Linked DNA regions of Homo sapiens: region 1 is linked to region 2. A link is a loop called in an ENCODE intact Hi-C map of the cell type or tissue named here. Cell type or tissue: ascending aorta. All regions are shown on one strand. Links, peaks and the distances in the headings refer to the core of each region. The heading gives the core; the rest is flanking DNA.

Evidence for each region. A loop is a pair of places that touch in the nucleus more often than their neighbours do. Peaks named below come from ENCODE experiments on the same cell type or tissue, not always from the same donor. Only the 100,000 strongest peaks of a DNase experiment are listed, where the experiment ranks them.
Region 1: it touches region 2 in a loop (4-fold over the local background); 4 of 110 quality-filtered maps call a loop at or near these places.

Annotation. Positions count from the first base shown.
Region 1 is chr4:119,725,252-119,728,182 of GRCh38, forward strand. No RefSeq gene overlaps it. Among named protein-coding and RNA genes, the nearest start is that of LINC01365, 78 kb to the right of the region's middle. In ascending aorta, for the core only: no CTCF peak of the experiment used is centred there; no DNase peak of the experiment used is centred there; H3K27ac peaks cover 2,500 bases.
Region 2 is chr4:119,832,572-119,835,502 of GRCh38, forward strand. No RefSeq gene overlaps it. Among named protein-coding and RNA genes, the nearest start is that of LINC01365, 30 kb to the left of the region's middle. In ascending aorta, for the core only: no CTCF peak of the experiment used is centred there; a DNase peak (open chromatin) is centred at 1,330; H3K27ac peaks cover 2,500 bases.

The DNA.
Region 1 (2,931 bases), core at 188-2,687, 110 kb before region 2:
CACGCCATGGCTCTTCAGCCTGGGTGACAGACAGAGGCCATGTCTCTTAAAAAAAAGAAAGAAAGAAAGAAAGAAAATAAAAGAGAAAAGAAAATATAAACTAGGTGTTTAGAGTCTTGGGGAGAGTGAAAAGGGAGGCAAAGTATTGGCTAAACAATGATGTGACAGTAAGTAATGAGGCAGTATCCTAGACTAGATCTCTGCAAACTATGGCTTATGGGCCAAATCCAGCCTGCTGCCTGTTTTTGTGTGGCAGGTCAGCTAAGAAATGATTGAAATCATTACATTTTTAAATGATTGAAAAAAATAAAAACTAATAACATTTTGTGATGTGAAAATTACATGAGATTCAAATTTGCGTGACCATAAATAGTTTTATTGAGATAGAACCATACCCATTTATTTATATATTGTCTGTGGCAACTTTCCAGCTTCCAAGGCCAAGTTGAATAGCTGCAACAGAGACATATTTTCAAAAAGGTTAAAATATTTACTATCTGTCCCTGTATAGGAAAAGTTTGCTGACTCCTGGCCTTGACAGCCTAGACTAATGCTTCTCGATGTTTACTTGCATGTGAATTACATGGGGATCTTGTGAAAAGGCAGATTCTGATTCAGAAGCTGTGGGTGGGGCCTGAGTGTCTGCATTTCTACTGAGCTCCCAGCTGATGCAGATACTGCTGGTCTGAGGACTGCACTTTCAGTAGCAAGGGCTTAGAGAGGGGTCAGCAAACTTTTCCTTTAAGGGGCCAAGTAAGAAGTACATATTTTAGGATCTGTGGGCTATGTGGTCTTTTTTACTACTCAAATCTTCAGGGGAAAGGCAGCCATAGGCAACATATAAAAGAACAGGAGTGGCTGTTCCTATAAAAGTTTATTTGCAGAAGCAGGTGTTGGGCTGGATTTGTCCCATGGGCTGTAGTTCACCGGTTGCTAGGCTAGAGAATTAGTAAGTGATTTCTATTAAGAAATAAGCATTGTCCTTCCTTCAACGTGCTTCCTGGTTCCATTAACCCCCAATAATAATGGTGATGAGTTTCAGAGAACAGTAACTTATCCAAAACTGCCACAGAAAATCAGTGGTGAACCTGGCATAAAACATAGCCATGATTAGTGGATGACCGTCTGGAGAACATGTACACTGGGATTGTGACTATTCTAGTTTCCTTCATTGTGGGGCCTGGCACTTGCAGACCTAAACAATAAAAGGTGAGACATCTATTTAGGGCCAAAATTAAGTGTAGGTGTCAGGAAACTGGATGTTTGGCTCAGGGAGGGCAGAATTCTCTATTTAATAATAAAGTTTACGCCTTCACTGCATGTTCTTGAAGTTAAGGCTCAGACAAATCTCAGAAAGCAAATGTTTCATAGTCTTGAATTTCTCATGCTCTAAAAATGAAATTGCTCTACTTTATAATAATGTGTTATTTTAGGCACCAAGTAGTGTGGCATTCTGCCTTCCCAGTGTACTTTGGAATTTTTAATTATACAATGAATGTCCTTTTAACCACAATGACTAAAATTACATTTCTCTTTCCAAATTCTTCTAGAATTATTTCCCTCTGTCTAAGCTACAGTTACTGAAATAGGGAATAGACCTTAATTCTGGCCTAGAATATAAGATTTGTTTTATCTTTCTTTATGCTGTCATTTCTGTGTAAATTAATGTGTCGATAAGGCATGAATCAGCATAACTACATGTAATAGATTAATAGAACACTAAGAACATATATGTTATAAATAAAAATGCTTAGGAAAAATTTATCTACAGCCTCAGACACAATATCCTTAGATTACAGATAACATATAGATATGAATAATTGTGTCATTTTTATGAATCATGTGTTGAGAAACTTAACGTCACTGCTTTGATGATAACAATAATTTCCATCTTACAAGCAATTAGTGTAGATTCCTGAGCAAGGAAGAATATAATGAGCGTTCTAATTCCTAAGAATCTATCATCTCAATTTTAGATGGAGCAGGAAGTTGAAATATGACATTAAATAAATATGAACTCACACAGAATCAACGACTCTTAGAGCCAGAATTTTTGATGGTCTAATTTAGCAATTTCATGCAACGCTTCTATGTTTCCACGTAAGTCCATATTGAATAAGTTAAATTGTTAAAGCCATTTTCTTCTTCAACACAAATATATTGGCATTTTTTCCCTGAATGTAGGGATATGTATTAGTTTCTCAGAGCTGTCATTAACAAACTGGCTGGCTTAAAATAACATAAAGTTATTGTCTTACAGTTCTGGAGGCTAGAAGTCTGAAATCAAGGTGTTCGCAGGGCTATGCTCCCTCTGGAAGCTCTAGGGAAGAATCCTTCCTTACATTTTCCTAGCTTCTGGTGACAGCTAGCAATCCTAGGTGTCCCTGTGTTTGTAGAAGCATCACTCTAATCTCTGCCTCCATCTTCATATGCATTTTCTCTGTGTCTCTGTTTTCACATAGCTCTCTTCTGAAAAGTACATCAGTCGTATTGAATTAGGGGCCTACCCTACTCCAGTATGACCTCATCTTAACTAATAACATCTTCAACAACCCTATTTCCAAGTAAGGTCACATTCTAAGGTACTGGGTATTAGGACTTCAGCATGTCTTTTTTTGGGTGGACACAATTCAACCTGTAACAGAATATAAGGATGCAAAGACGTTATTGTTTCCCATGCAGCCCTTAGAGTACAGAGGAGAAAGCGAATGTGTAGATTTTTGAAGATACAGTTTATAATAATTTAATACATACAAAATGCTGTTAGAGTATTGTGGTGGTGGCAACTATTTTTTTCTAAGTGAAATGGTAAAGGAAAAATTTTAAAGGCAGTTGCCATTTGAACAAGGTTTTGAGAGACAAACAGGAATTCATCCTAGAGAAAAAAATTGCCAGATGTGGGGACATATTAGGAAAACAGTTTTGGGTAAA
Region 2 (2,931 bases), core at 334-2,833:
AGTCATACAAAAATAATACCAAGTAAACAAGCTAGAGTTTTAGAAATCAAAACAAAACAAAAAGTTAATATTTTTGGATAGAAATTATATTCAAGCAAGAAAAGAAAGTAGAAAAATGTAAAGAATGGGAAAAAGGAAAAGACAGACAGACAGGTGACTACTGTAGGTAAGTAACTAGAGTTCTTAAGAAAATCCTGAGATGGCTCTCTGGCTAGCTCCTTCCAGGGAAAGAACAAAGATGACTGACTCTAATATGATGCCCTTAAACTCTGGCACTTTAACTCAAACCTGCAGGCACAAACTTGTAGGCACTCTCTCATAATCTCAGGGGTGGTGGTTTTTTATTTCAAACAGGCGGTAGTCTGTTGTGGTGTTTCTGGGTGGTCCATGTAGCTATTAACATTGCCTTTAAATACCTTTCACATAACTGTACTATTGGAGTATTATAAGAAGTTGGAGAAAAATCACAAACATCCATAGAATTTATAAGCTGTTCAGTAATCCACAGCAAGGAATGTCACTTCACCATTGACGGTAATAGTTGGCATATTCATTGGAATTGTCTCTAAAGTAAACTTTAGAGCAATCTGCTTTGGATTTCTCACTTTATAAAAATGATTCAATATTTTTAAAATATAGACCAGAAAACAAAAAAAAGAAAGAAATAAATAAATGAGAAAAAAGAAAGAAGAAAAAGAAAATGAAAAAAAGAAAGGAAGTAGTAGAAAATGCCTTTTCAAGGCCATGGTTCTAATCAGTGTACATCTGTAGATAGTAATGCCATTTTTCCATTATTGATTTTTGTATTGGGGGACAACATTCTTGAAGGTATAACTGCAATAGTAAGTAAGTATGACTGCAAAATTCAGTAGCCCTTGCTATGCTTTGCTTCTGAGTCTCTGCTTCATTTGTTCTAAGAATTGCCCAAAATAACATGAGAGAATAGTATCAAAAACTACTCAGTGTGGACTTGAATGCCATAAAACTCTAGACAAATAAACTGTTTTAGTGAAATTTGTCATAACATGGACAAACTAGTGAAATTTTTCATAACATATTCTCTCCAATGTGAACTGATACTTCATCTGTGGTGTGATCATACGTGTGCGTGTGTAGCTTCCACCTTGGTATGCTTATGCTTTATGGACTTTTGTACCTTTGGCAACAAATGTTATTACATCTACTTTCCCATGGCTTTCCCCTACTGTGAGTGGAGTGGGAAATAAAATATGCTTTTTTAACTTCCCTTGGGCTTTAAATAAAGTTAGACTATGACTAGGCAACCAGCAACGGGAAACAATGAGAAACAAATGGCAAATTCTCGCAAGTCAAGTCCTTCCTGTAAGGTCAACTCTAGCACATGCACTGCATAGCAGCTAATAATAATAAAAAAGAAACAAGCAAAGCCCTGCAAGCCTTTTGCTATTTACTGCTATTTCCTCTGCCCTCCACATTGGAGGCTTTGTATCCCTGGGACATATGTAGTTGTCAATGTTAATCTTATTTAGTAGGTGAAAACATGAAAATTAATGTAAACTGATTTACATAACTGTGAGTTCCTTAAGGATAGGAATTGTATTCTATTGGTACTTTGAATCTCCAGACAGAGAACAATGCCTAACTTATGTTAGTTGCCCAAGAACAACATAATCCCACCTTCATATACTTGTAGCACACAGATACACTGTTCTGCCAACCCCTATCATGAAGAAGATAAAAAATAGTGCTATAGACACAAAACTCTGAACTCTCCACAAAACATATAGCTCTTTCAGGGTTGTCACCTCTCTACTTGTTCCAGGTTGGGAAATGTTTTGGAGAATATGAAAACATCTTGATTTTCAGATGATGCACGCCAAAAAGATTTGTATGAGAAATAGTAATATGGGACCAAAGTATCCAATCAGGAAATCTTATTATTTTGTCTTTAATAATTTTTACTTTGGGAATTAATAAACAAAACAATTTTCAATAGAATTAACAATCCATGAGATGCAACATAGTGAGTGAAAAAAGCCTGGAGTCATTTAGAGTCACCTGATATTTGCTGAATTGTCTATTATATGTCAGGCTTGTGCTAAGCTTTGGTAATATTGAAATGAGTTAGACAGATATGGTCCCTGTCCTCATAGAGCTGACATTTTAGAGGAGGAAATAGGCAAAAGCCAACCAACTAAACAATATCTTAAGTGGTTCACAGGAAAGAAACATGGTGCTGAGATGGGGCAGGGCAGTGGAGGAGGGAGTTCCAGAGGGAACCTCCTAGGACCTGACTAGGTAACAAAGGCTGAGATCAGAAGGGATCCCAGACTCTGGAGAGGAATATTCCAGAACCATGAACTTACAGAAGCAAACGTTTTGAGATGGGAAAGAATTTGCATGTTAGATCTAGGTCTCAATATAAACATGGTCATTTATGAGCATAAGCTGGCAATTTCCTTTATCTAAGACTCTTAGTTTCACATTTGTAAATTCAAAATAATAATGCCTATGTTGAAAGTTGATGTGAAAGTTAAAGCTTTCTGTGGCAAAGTGCCCAAGACATTGTAGACCTTCAGAAAATGTTGTTTCTCTTTTCTGCCAATATTTTATAACTTCAGATGAATTCCTTACAAAAGTCATAGCAATAACAGCAACAATAAAATGTTAACACTTCCCAAAGATGTGTCATTTTTTTTCCAAGTAGCACTTACTGTAAAAAAAAAAAATCCAACTCTTGGAGGCTTTAAACAGGATTCAGCTGTACCCTAACAACTGTGAAGGTCACAGATTACCATGCCTATTTTTTAATCCAAGTATATTTCAGTGACTGCAAAAAATCAAAAAGGAAATATAACAGATTGAATTCTTTACTTGGTAAGTTTTCAGCAATAGATTAGTGTGTATTTAATGGACTTTTCAGCATGAGCTAATTTAATCTCTTTTACACTA